2 separate regions of the Homo sapiens genome follow, and region 1 is linked to region 2. The links are chromatin contacts, found by Hi-C or POLR2A ChIA-PET in ENCODE. All regions are on one chromosome and are shown on one strand. The core of a region is the stretch at or near the end of the contact, and the rest is flanking DNA. Distances in the headings are between cores, read along the strand shown. Region 1 holds the start of MYCBP (MYC binding protein). Region 2 holds the start of RHBDL2 (rhomboid like 2).

Evidence for each region. A loop is a pair of places that touch in the nucleus more often than their neighbours do. ChIA-PET counts read pairs that join two places held with the same protein, here RNA polymerase II (POLR2A). Pooled maps may share reads with other maps.
Region 1: a map of MCF 10A shows a loop between it and region 2 (8-fold over the local background). The contact joins the promoter of MYCBP here to the promoter of RHBDL2 in region 2. A Hi-C loop is called at or near these places in 4 of 168 maps with a recorded cell type or tissue (HCT116, MCF 10A, PC-9 and 1 more) and 3 of 50 pooled maps. POLR2A ChIA-PET finds 5 or more read pairs at or near these places in 9 of 52 experiments (CD4-positive, alpha-beta T cell, MCF 10A, PC-9 and 5 more).

Annotation. Positions count from the first base shown.
Region 1 is chr1:38,868,005-38,874,597 of GRCh38, forward strand. It overlaps MYCBP (MYC binding protein), which reads right to left and starts at 5,344. Exons shown (of 5, transcript NM_012333.5): 1 at 5,287-5,344; 2 at 5,014-5,086. The coding sequence starts at 5,301. GJA9 (gap junction protein alpha 9) reads right to left here. Exons shown (of 2, transcript NM_030772.5): 2 at 6,065-6,593. The coding sequence ends at 6,547. All of the region lies in intron 1 of RRAGC-DT (RRAGC divergent transcript), which reads left to right. All of the region lies in intron 1 of GJA9-MYCBP (GJA9-MYCBP readthrough), which reads right to left. RefSeq lists an enhancer at 4,378-4,900.
Region 2 is chr1:38,937,089-38,943,476 of GRCh38, forward strand. It overlaps RHBDL2 (rhomboid like 2), which reads right to left and starts at 4,742. Exons shown (of 8, transcript NM_017821.5): 1 at 4,594-4,742.

The sequences.
Region 1 (6,593 bases), core at 4,094-6,593, 68 kb before region 2:
GTATGGCTGGAGATGTAATTTGGCAGGAAAGGAAGCTGGAAAGGTGGTCATGGCCAGATTAGGGAGAGTCATGCAAATTTGGTTGGCACATAATTAAACAGTTTAAAGGAAGGGAGTGACAGGATCCACTCTTAACTGCTATGTGGACCAGCTGGAGTGGGACAAGGATAAAGACAGGAAGAACAGTTAAAAGGCTGATGTGGTAATCCAGTTTAAAAAGACAGCAACCTGCAGTAGAGTGATGGGAGTGAGAGAACAGTGAGAAGAAAGAAATTCGAGAATTTAGGAAAGAATCAACAGGACTATGGTAATTACCGGAAGAAGCTCTGAATTCAAAAATGGTCTTAAAAATTAAGTTTGTTTTGCTAAATAACCACCAACCAAAAACTTTACCAGTAGTCAACATGCTCAAATCAACATTAAAATAAGATATACTTGAGTGGTTTCATATCTAATCACTCATATGAGCACTGCCTTGCTCTTCATCTATGGAACAAATTCCTCCTAGAATTTACTACTTAGATAAAAAACTCTAAATCAGTGGTTGGCCTTTTTGTGCATGGAACCCTTTGAAAAATCTAATAAAAGCAAAAAAAGTAAACACACACAAAAAAAATGTGGCTGGGCGCAGTGGCTCACACCTGTAATCCCAGCACTTTGGGAGGCCAAGGCGGGCAGATCACGAAGTCAGGAGATCAAGACCATCCTGGCTAACACAGTGAAACCCCGTCTCTACTAAAAAATACAAAAAATGAGCCAGGCGTGGTGGCGGGCGGCTGTAGTCCCAGCTACTCAGGAGGCTGAGGCAGGAGAATGGCGTCAACCCAGGAGGCGGAGCTTGCAGTGAGCCGAGATCGTGCCACTGCACTCCAGCCTGGGCGATGGAGCAAGACTCTGTCTCAAAAACAAAAAAACAAAACAAACAAACAAAAAAACAGTGATAGATATCTAGACCCCAAGTTAAGTCCTGTTGTAAACCAACTTACATACTTCCCTTTTGTTCTTTTAGAGTTTTAATAACTTACCAAAATAATATACAGTATGAAAAAATCACTATTTTTTGAGAAATTCATTTGGTTTTTTTTTTTTGTTTTTTTTTTTGAGATAGAGTTTTGCTCTTGTTGCCCAGGCTGGAGTGCAATGGCATAATCTTGGCTCACCACAACCCCCGCCTCCCAGGTTCAAGCGATTCTCCTGCCTCAGCCTCTCTAGTAGCTGGGATAACAGGCATGTGCCACCATGCCCGGCTAATTTTGTATTTTTAGTAGAGACGGGGTTTCTCTGTGTTGGTCAGGCTAGTCTCGAACTCCCAGCCTCAGGTGATCCACCCACCTCAGCCTCCCAAAGTTCTGGGATTACAGGTGTGAGCCACCACACCTGGCCAAATCCTCATTTTATAAGACATGAATATTAATACTCTACTCTCTCCTCCTCTTATTCCCCCACCCCATTTCTTTCAGCTTCTCATTTGTCACTGGTACTTGAAAGGTTGATAGTTGCAGAAGATACTGTAAATACAAAGTTTCCTGTGCTGTTCTATAGATGAAATGCACTTCCTTGTAATCAGACAAGAACTCTATACCCAATCATGCTCCCCTTTTTGCCTTCGCAGCCAGGATTTTTAGAGGTTGATATAGCGCTCAAAATAGCTAAAATGCTTCAGCTTCCAAATGATTTATCATCTTTAGCCATCCTTTCATAGTGTTTTAATGTTATAAACTATTTCAAATCATCTTGGAAATAAGCTGTAAAAATTTAGGCCAAAGTGGCTCATTCCTGAAATTCCAGCACTTTGAGAGGCCAAGACAGGAGGATTGCTTGAGCCCAGGAGTTTGAGATCAACCTGGGCAACACCCCAACTCTACAAAAAAAAAAAAAAATTGGCCAGGCATGATGGCTCACGCCTATAATCCCAGCACTTTGGTAGGCCGAGGCAGGCAGATCATGAGGTCAAGAGATTGAGACCATCCTGGCTAACATGGTGAAACCCCGTCTCTACTAAAAATACAAAAAAAATTAGCCGGGCATGGTGGCAGGCACCTGTAGTCCCAGCTACTTGGGAGGCTGAGGCAGGAGAATGGTGTGAACCCGGGAGGCGGAGCTTGCAGTGAGCAGAGATCGCACCACTGCACTCCAGCCTGGGTGACAGAGCAAGACTCCGTCTCAAAAAAAAAAAAAAAAAAAAATTAAAAATCAGCCGGACATGGTGGTGCGTGCCTGTAGTCTCAGCTACTTGGGTGCCTGAGGTGGGAGAATTGCTTGAACCTGGGAGATTAAGACTGCACTGAGACATGACTGCACCACTGCACTCCAGTCTGGGCGACAGAGACCTTGTCTCGAAAAAATATATATATGTAAATTAAATTTGTGAGGCTGGGCACAGTGGGTCACGCCTGTAACGTCAACACTTGGGGAAGCTAAGGCAGAAGGATCACTTGAGGCCAGGCATTCCTGGGTGACAGAGTGAGACTCTGTCTCAAAAAAAATAAAAAGTAAAAACAAATAGAGGCCGGGCGCGGTGGCTCACGCCTGTAATCCCAGCACTTTGGGAGGCCGAGGCGGGTGGATCATGAGGTCAGGAGATCGAGACCATCCTGGCTAACAAGGTGAAACCCCGTCTCTACTAAAAATACAAAAAATTAGCCGGGCGCGGTGGCGGGCGCCTGTAGTCCCAGCTACTCGGGAGGCTGAGGCAGGAGAATGGCGTGAACCCGGGAAGCGGAGCTTGCAGTGAGCCGAGATTGCGCCACTGCAGTCCGCAGTCCGGCCTGGGCGACAGAGCGAGACTCCGTCTCAAAAAAAAAAAAAAAAAAAAAAAAAAAAACAAATAGAATTGTGTAAAGCACCTATGTTTGGAGCTGAAAATCAAATTTTTAATAAATCACATCAATACTGTGTTGGCTGATGTTATTTAGGAGCCTGGAAATCTAAGGAGATTGAGAGGTTAAATTCTAGTGGAGGGCGGTGGCTCACACCTGTAATCCCAGCACTCTGCGGGGCTGAGGTGAGCGGATCACCTGAGGTAAGGAGTTCAAGACCAGCCTGGCCCATGTGGTGAAACCGCCTCTCTACTAAAAATACAAAAAATTAGCTAAGCATGGTGGCACATGCCTGTAATCCCAGCTACTTGGAAGGCTGAGGCAACACAATCGCTTGAACCCGGAGGTGGAGGTTGCAGTGAGCCGAGATCATGCCGCTGCACTCCAGCCTGGGCAACATCTTCTGTGTAGTCAGTTACCGCCTACAACTGTCATTTTTCTGCCTTTTACCATTCAGTCTTTCACTTGCTCCATCCAACCACTCTGGCCTCCTTAGACTTCCTGAAACTCTGTTTCTTTCAGGTTTCTGGTCAAAAATTACTTCTTAAGAAAGGCCTTCCCCCCATCACCCTATATAAAATGACACACACATCCCACCTGTCACTTTTTTTTTTTTTTTTTTTTGGAGACAGAGTGTCACTGTTGCCCAGTGGCACAATCACAACTCACTGCAGCCTTGACCTCCTGGGCTCAGGTGATTCTCTCACCTCAGCCTCCACAGTAGCTAGATTACAGGCACACACCATGCCCAGCAATTTTTTTTTTTTTTTAAGAGATGGGAGTTTTGCCATGTTGCCCAGGCTGGTCTTGAGCTCCTGGCCTCTAGCAGTCCACCCACCTCAGCCTCCCAAAGTGCTGAGATTACAGGCATGAGCCACGTGCCTGGCCTCACCTGTTACTCTTTATCCCTAACTTTGCTGTATTTTTATCTGTACCACTTACCACTAGCTGACACTACATATTTATTTATGTATTTCTCTCCCTCAACTAGGATATAAGCTTATGAGAGCCGAGACTTTTATCCTCCCCTGCTTATCTCCAGTGTGCAGAACAGACACCTGAGTAAAATTATTAAATGAAAGAAATGAACGTAAGGAGTTTTTAGACGGAATGACATTCAAAGCATCTGTGACACTTTCAGAGACAACATAGCACAGTACTTTCACAGAGTAGTCCCTTAAGACTTGCTGAAGTTTATTTGCAAAGAGGTAAACTATTATCTGAACCCCAAATAGGTAGCAATTCAAAATTACTAGCCTTCTTTCTTCTAAGACCCAGGAGTTATGCTCCTAGAATTTTCCTCTAAACTTTGCTTCTGTCCAAAGGGCAGTTACCAATTTATTTCCCACTTCCCAAACTTCCTAGTTTCATATGACCCAAGTCCTCATCCCTGCGAACAATTCCATTCTACACCCTTGAATATCCCAGTGAGTTGAGTGACACATAGCAGGCATTCAAATTAGTGCTAAGCCAATAAAGTAAACTGTACCCTACCCCTTGAAATCCTCCTGTTTCCAACACTTTACTCATCTACTTAACTTAGATCTTGAAGCCACGAATGAAGAGATACAGCGTTAACAGTAAGCTTTCATTTTAAAAAGTGAAAACAATGTAACCACCTTGATATGCCCTCGAGCTCTTTAAGCTGTAATTCTACTTTATGAAATATACACAAAATAAGAATTGACACAGACAGACTAAGGAATGGGGGCTGAAAAGCCACAGCCAAATTCGCTATGAATCTCCTACTTTGGGGATTAGGCTCACTCAGCTACTTCATAGCCCACTTGGAAATTCGGTCATTTTTCCAGTTGCTCTTTGTTGGAGGGAAACTTTCTTAACAAGATTCTGAGGACTCCATAAAAACCGTAAGGTGGGAGGAATTGGGATCTGAAGGTCCTTGGCAAACATGTCCACTGCGGCTGCTGGAGGCAAAGCAACGGAAGTTGAAGAGACTTTGCAACAGCTGCAAGAGTTTCACTCCCGGTGCGGAGAAGGGTAGCGGAGCTAGGCTACCCCACCCGGGCGGCGTCCAGCAGCCAGGTCCCTGCTGAACCCCGAGGCCCACCTCGCTGGACCCCGGACGGGCCCCATCTGTTTCCCCTCCTTCCCCACGCTACGGCCCGCTGGGGAACGGGGCAGCGCCGGGGAGCACGACGAGGGCACGAGGTACCCTCTCCTAGCCCAGGCTCACCCTTGGTCAGCGTGTCCAGCACCCCCGACTTCTCCAAGTACCTCCGGAACTGCTCACGCTTCGAGTCGGCGGCCTGAAGAGACACCGGGGGTCAGTGGCCAGAGCCCGGGAGCCGAGCAGGAAGAAGGCGCTGGGAGTCCGGCAACCCCGCCTCCGCCTCACTACCTCGGGGCCCTCCCGCCCAAACCTGCGCGCGCGACCCCACTCCCACCCAGAGCCGACCAGCGGCTTGCTACCGCCCGCATGCCCCCAGCCACGCCGCGCCCCCCTCACTTTGTAATGGGCCATAGTGACAGCGGCAGCGGCGTAGCTGGCGCCGGAGACCGCGACTGGCGGGTTGGGAGCAGCACTGCTCATGCGCGGAAGGGGGCGCGCGCCTGCGCACTTGCAAACCACCGGCCGGGATCGCCGAGGTGTGGCCTGTTTTCATGGCGACCAGGACGCTCTGCATCCCCAGTAGCAGGCTGAGCCGAGGGAGGCTGCGTATGCCCGCCCCTCTGGCTGTCGGAGCCGCACCTCTTCCTCTTCCGGCCCCCGTAGCAATTAGGTTTCTTTGCAGGAGGTGAGATTTTGGTACCTCTGTCCTGGCGTCCGGAGGCAGGGCCCGGGAGCATTGAGACTATTGCGAGAGAAAGGACCGCCGCACGGTGGTAGCGAGCGCATCTTTTTCATCTGGGACCTCGGAAACTGTGGTGACCCATAGGTGCTGGGCTTCTTGGCTCTCGTCCTGAGAAAGTGCTCACAGTGCTTTGCAGTAGCCGAGGAGGGTGTTTAGAATCATATATTTTGGCTTCAGCTTTTATCTTTGGAGTCTCCTTGAGTCGTGGCTGACTTGATGTGGGCCTCTGGAGGATGAGCAGTAACGAGCTTGCAGTAGCTTTTGAGCCAGGCACTGTAGAAAACACGGGTATTTTAAATTTTAATCCTTACAACACCCCTGTAGGGTGGGTATTGTTAATTAAGTGGAGTGGTTAGATGTCCAGTGAGTAGAGTCGAGTCCAATCCGGGCAATGAATCACGATGCTATGAACTGGTGAAGGAAAGCCACGGATCTTCTTAAGATTTTATTTACTAGGTAGCAACATGTGATTATACTCAAGACACATCAGGATGCCAGTCTAGAAGGAAACTTACGTGATTGTGTTCCAGGGGCAAACAGAATTAACCCAGTGTCCAAGGTGGAATTGTATAGATCAAGAACCATTTCCTAAGGCTGTGGTCTCTTCAAAGAGAAAACCTGATCAAACCATTTAGCCTCAATTCTGAACATGTGATTTTCCCAAAATCAGTTACATTCGAAAGGATATCATTTAAAAAAAAAAAAATCCTGATTTGACAACTCTATGTCTTTGAATTTAGAAGTGTTGCTTCACAATCTCGAATTAGAGCTGTTTTTCTCTTGCTTAAATGAGTTTGCAGTTGTCTGTCTTAACAGCTGGTCTTTAGAGCTGCCCCTATCTATTTTTTCTGTGCCCCACGACCACTAGGCTACTTCTCTGATAATATATATAATGTCTAAAAGCCAACCGCTGTTTAGATCTGAAGATCTGTGGGAACCCGCCTACCAATGAGATTGTTCG
Region 2 (6,388 bases), core at 3,492-5,991:
AGGCACCCGCCACCACACCCAGCTAATTTTTTGTATTTTTAGTAGAGACAGGGTTTCACCATATTAGCCAGGATGTCTCAATCTCCTGACCTTGTGATCCACCCGCCTCGGCCTCTCAAAGTGCTGGGATTACAGGCGTGAGCCACCGCGCCTGGCCCCTGGCCGAGTATTCTTAAATAAAACAAATACTACGAGTCTGTAGTAGAGGCACAGCACCCTTTAGTTTCTCCTGCCTAATCTCTCTTTACTTGCTATCTCTCAGGAACACAGCATTCTCTAACTGTCCTTTTGAACAATGGACCTTGTTCAATGAATTTGGGATGGACAGAGGTGTAACTTTCTTATAAAGCCAAAGAAGAGAAACAATGAAAACAGAGTTGAAAAGGAGAACTTAAAAGAATCCAGACAAGCAGATGACTTTTAGGCAAGAGTCCCTGCAGAAGCTGAGAATCTGGAAATGGACTCTTTTAATGTTATCTGTGCCCCCGCATCCCCAGTTCCAGGACCACTGGCTAGTTTGACACACCCTCACTGGGCACACTCAGAGCTAGATATAATTCCTGGAAACCCTTCTACACCTCCATCTCTAGCTCTCTGGCATAAGAAAGCACAAGGTATTGCAAGTAGTATCCTTGAACTTATTCCAGATTATACAAAAGGAAACTATTTATAAATTTCCAAACTTTTATTAGGAGGAACAGATTCACTGTGACCCAGTATACAGCTGAGGGCAAAGTACCAGTCATCAGGAACAGGCCAACTCAAGAGATCCTTCATGAACAAACCATGCTGAAGTCTTAAAAAGGAAGACTAATTTTCATAGATAGGTGGGGACCCATCAGGCCTGAAAACCTTGGCGTCTTCATATCCTAGGCCCCTACACATCAGCCTCACTTCTGAAATGCAAATCAGGTAGTGTCATTCTCATTGCTAATTTTTTTTTTTTTGAGACAGTGTCTCACTCTGTTGCCCAGGCTGGAGTGCAGCGGCACAATCTTGACTCACTACAACCTCTGCCTCCTGGGTTCAAGCGATTCTCCTCCCTCAACCTCCAGAGTGGCTGGGACTACAGGTGCACGCCACCATGCCCAGCTAATTTTTTTTTTTTAGTAGAGGTGGGGTTTCACCATATTGGTCAGGCTGGTCTCGAACTCCTGACCTTGTGATCCGCCCGCCTCGGCCTCCCAAAGTGCTGGGATTAGAGGCGTGAGCCACCGCGCCCAGCCAAAATCTTTTCAATGGGTATCCAATGTCTTTGGTTTAAAGCCTAGATTCCTTAACGAGGCACAGAAAGACCTCATGACCTGAACCCTGCCTATTTATCCACCTTCATTTCTTTCCATTTCCCCAAATATACCCTATGCCCCAGCCACACTGAGCCCCTAGCAGTTCCAGCTCCCACTCTCCATGAGGTCTTTTCATGAGCTCCTCCCTCTGCTAGAACATCCTCCCACACTCCCCATTTGTTGTCCCAGGGAAGTATTAACACCCCCTTTAAGACTCTGTTCCTTACTATCACATTTGGGATTAAGTTAAAGAAAAGAAAAGAAAATTTTTTAATTAAAGAAAAACAAAACTAAAAGACTCTGTCCTTTACAACTCCTCTGCAAAGCCTTACTGAGCATCTACCACATGCTTAGCATTGTGTTAGGCACCGAGGATGCATGGTAGAATTAAATGCCCTTCTTAGTTCCATCAGCAACCTCTGTTTGCATCTAGAGCATCAATGTCTTCTTTGTATTATAACTGTCTCCTCTACAAGGCTGTGAGCATTCTGAGGACAGGGCTTCCGCATTATTCATCTTTGACTCCCTATTACCTAGTCCATGGAATGCATCAGTAAATATTTGTCAAATTCATTTACTCACAAAGAATTCATTGAAAATTTTTGTATCAGGAATGAATGAGGTGCTGAACGAACAGGATTATAAAACTGAATGAACAGGATCATGCTTATGATCCCTGCCCTCTTGAAACTTTGTAGTCTCAGGGGATAAACAGAGCACTTGATTTAATGAATGATGTAGGAATGAGTGAATGAGTTAACGAATCAGGGAAGGAGTCTGGATGCAGCAGCCCAGAGCAGATCTACAGGAAGTGAAAGGCCAGTGTCTAGAGAGGTAGTTGGGGAATGCTGATGCCCTTTTGGTCTTTCTTTTTTCTTTTCCTTGAGAGACAGTCTTGCTCTGTCACCCAGGCTGGAGTGCAGCGGCCTGATCTCAGCTCACGGCAGCCTTGGCGTCTCAGGCTCAAATGATCCTCCCATCTCAGCCTACAAAGTAGCTGAGATGGGCCAGGCATGGTGGCTCATGCCTGTAATCCCCACACTTTGGGAGGCCAAGGCAGGTGGATCACTCGAGTCCAGGAGTTCAAGACCATCCTGGGCAACATGATGAAACCTTGTCTCTACCAAAAATACAACAACAACAACAACAAAAGTTAGCTGGGCATGATGGTGTGCACCTATAGTCCCAGCTATTCAGGAGGCTGAGGTGAGAGAATCAACTGAGATGGGGATGCCGCCACTGCACTCCAGCCTGGGCCACAGAGTGAGGCTCCACCTCAAAAAAAAAACCAAGTAGCTGAGACTACAGGTGCACACCACCACACCAGGCTAATTTTGTTTTATTTTTTGTAGAGAAGAGGTCTCACTGTGTTGCCCAGGCCAGTCTCAAAGTCCTGGACTCAAGCAATTCTCCCACCTTGGCCTCCTAAAGTGCTGGGATTACTACGGCTGGCGTGAGCCACCGTGCCAGGACTTCTTTTTTTTTTGAGACAGGGTCTCGCTTGTTGCCCAGGCTGGCTTTGAACTCCTGGCTTCAAGCAATCCTCCTACCTCAGCCTCCCAAAATGTTGGGACTACAGGCATGAGTCACCGCCCCCAGCCTGGTCTTTCTAATACAGAGAAACTTGAAAGACAGCAAGCACCAGAGCAAAAAGCATGGAGTTTAGAGTCTGACCTAGACTTGAATTCTGGATCCATTACTTATTAGCCATGTGACCTTAGGCAAATCCCTTAACCTGTTTGTATCTTCATTTCCCCATCTATAAAATAGGGTTAATAATAATATCATAAGAGGATTATGATTAAATAAGAGAATGCATTTAAAAGCCCTTAGCCTGCATCCATAGTTTAGGAATTGGTGGTTCCCATCACTTGCTCAGTGTTGAGTGTGCAAATTCAGAAACACAGCATGTCTGGACTCAGCCCTGGTCCAGTATTTTTACCACAAACCAGCACCTGACACCTTCCCTAATCCCATGCCTATGTGGCTCTCCCTTCTTTTTTATTTTATTTTTTAAAGACAAGGCCTCACTTTATTGCCCAGGCTGGTCTCGAACTCCTGGACTCAAGGAATCCTCCCGCCTCGGCCTCCCAAATCACTGGGAGCGAGCCATGGAACCCAACCTTCCCTCTCCCTTCACCACTCCACCCGTCACTGGCCAGTTCTGTTTACACGCTGCCTACGTGCTTTCAAGGCCAGGGGTTGTCTAGCATATCTTTACAAGCCTAAGGTGAGGGAGTTGCTGGTTAGGGAGAGGCATGGCAAGAAGGCAGTCAAAGAGGAAGGGAAAAGCACAGGTGTTTAGGAAGGCTCCACAATGAGCCTGGCACCCAGCTTGGTATTCAACATGCATTGTTCCCTGTCATCTTCATAAAAATATCATTTTGAGCTGGCCGCCGTGCCTCAGTTAACTCAGGAAGCTGAGGCAAGAAGACTGCTTGAGCACAGGAGTTTGAAGTTGTAGTAAGCTATGATCAGCCACTGCACTGCAGCCTGGGCAAGGTAGCAAGACCCTGTCTCTTTAAAAAAAAATTATAGCTGAGGAAACTGAGGCTCAGGAGGTAAACAGGAGATATGGGATAAAAAGCCAAGTGTCTTTGTGACTCCAAAATAATTTTCTGCTCTGCCATGCTGCCCACCAGCTTGTAGATGACCATCAAATGTTTGAGCAATAAGTTTCAGTTTTCTTATTCCCAAGAGGAGCAGAAATTGCGCAGCCCTCCCTCCAGAGAATCCAGGTATATGCTCAAACAGTGATGAATAAACAAATGAACACTAATGAATAAATGAAAGATTGAGTGAAATCTCTCTGATACCCACACCAGGAAGAAGGAAACAAATAACTCTGGAGGAGCCGCCTTGCGGGTAGAAGTGGAGACTGTCTCCCTGGCTGTGGTCTCCAGTGTCCAGGTCAGCAAAGGGCTAGGAACTGGCTTAGTTGGAGTTAGAAAAACTTAGGAGGGTAGGGGGTGCTGGGGAGAACGTGATGGCTGGAGGGAAAGCCAGTGTGAAGGGCAGGGAAGAGGAATGGAATTACTCTGTCCTCATCCTCAGCCCTTCCCTGCCATTTCCCTCGGGAAGATAGCCCCTGACTCCTGGCCCAACATGCTGCCAACTTTTAAAATGAAAGTAGCAGGATCCAAAGCGGCCACACCAGGAGGTCACTCCAGAAGGGGGGTTACCAGCGAAGCACCCCACATGTCCCTCCTCCTTCCTGCACAGCACCCCTCGGCCCTGCACTTCCTGCTGCCGCCCCCTTGTCCTGACATAGGACTCCCTCCACTCCCTCCCAGCTCCCACATCTTACCCTGAAAGACCAAGGTAGGGGCGTCCCAGCCCACGCCCTCCGGTCCTTGCGTTCCAGGCTTCCTGGGCCAAGGGGTTGCCCGCTGCCCTGAAGATCCCGCTCTGCCAGGCGCTCCTCCGTCCCTCCCCAAACAAAAATCCTCCAGACAGGTTCCAAAGCTGCCCAGCCCAGGAGGAGGGAGGCTGAGGAAATCCCCTCCCAGCTGGGCTGGGCCGGCCTGCTTGGCAGTCTTGCTCCTGGGCTGGCCCTGGATGAATGAGTCCTCCTCTTCGCCTGCTTGGGTCTTAGCCAGGGAGCCGGTGGCAGCCTCTGCTCTTTCTCCAGGACACTGAGCTCCATTCCTCCTCCAAGTCCTGCCCTCCTGCTTCATGCCTGGGTCCCCTGCTCTCCACTCTCAGCTCTCTGACGCCTCAACCGGGTGGTCTCTATCACTCTGCATTTGGTTATGCTCCAGTCTGAAGCCAGGCCTGTACTGGGCACCAGGGTGGGTGACTTGACGATCCTCAGCAGAGATTTAGTCCACAGAAGAATTGGTGACACCATGGCCCCTGGTGAAATAGCTTTGCCAGCTCTGATTATTCATTCAAAGCATTTTGAGAATAACTGGCCTTGTGTGAGGCCCTGAGGATGAAGAGGTAGATTAACGGGGTCCCTGACCTCCTACTCTACTAGGAAGACAAAGAATGAAGCTCTAAGTAGACGCTGCTCAAGATTCAGGCAGAAGGTGGCCAGGCATGGTGTCTCACGCCTGTAATCCCAGCACTTTGGGAGGTTGAGGTGGGTGGATCACCTGAAGTCGGGAGTTCGAGACCAGCCTGATCAACATGGAGAAACCTCATCTCTACTAAAAATACAAAATTAGCTGGGCATGGTGGTGCATGCCTGTAATCCCAGCCACTCGGGAGGCTGAGGCAGGAGAATCGCTTGAACCCGGGAGGCGGAGGTTGCAGTGAGCCAAGATCACGCCATTGCACTCCAGCCTGGGCAACAACAGCGAAACTCGGTCTCAAAAAAAAAAAAAAAAAAAAATTCAGGCAGAAGGGACCAGAGAGGAATCCCCCTGTGTGGAAGTGTTCTGGAAAAGCTCCTAGATGACATGACATACAAGATGGGTTTTGAAAGGTGAACAGGGGTTTTCCAGAATTGTAAGCGGGGAGCACACAGAAGGGGAGCACAGGCTGACAGAAAAGGCCATGGGAAGGGACGGAATTCAGCAGGAACTACTCAAAGTTCAGAATTGTGAGCAGGGAGTGTCAGATCATGAAGGGCCTTGTGTGCCTTGGTAAACAGTTTGGACTGTGTCCTATAGGTTCTGGGGAGTCATAGAAAGATTGTTTGTTTGTTTGTTCGTTTGTTTGTTGCAATACAGGGTCTCTCTGGGAGGCAGAGGTTGCAGTGAGCCGAGATTGCGCCACTGCACTCTAGCCTGGGCAACAGAGTGAGACTCCATCTCAAAAAAAAAGAAAAAAGAAAAAATAGGATCTCTCTCAGTTACCCAGGCTAGAGTGCAGTGGTGCACTCATAGCTTGAAGCAGCCTTGAACTCCTGGACTCAAGTGATCCTCCCACTTCAGCTGCCTGTGTAGCTGGGACTACAGGCACCCACCACCATGGTCAGCCAGTTTTTAAATTTTTTGTAGAGATGGAATTTCACTCTGTTGCCCAGGGTGATCACGAACTCCTGGCCTCAAGAGATCCTCCCGCCTTGACTTCCCAGAGCGCTGGGATTACAGGTGGTACACCACACCCTGCTAGCTCACAGATAGGCCTTAAACAAGGGACACAAACTATCAGAC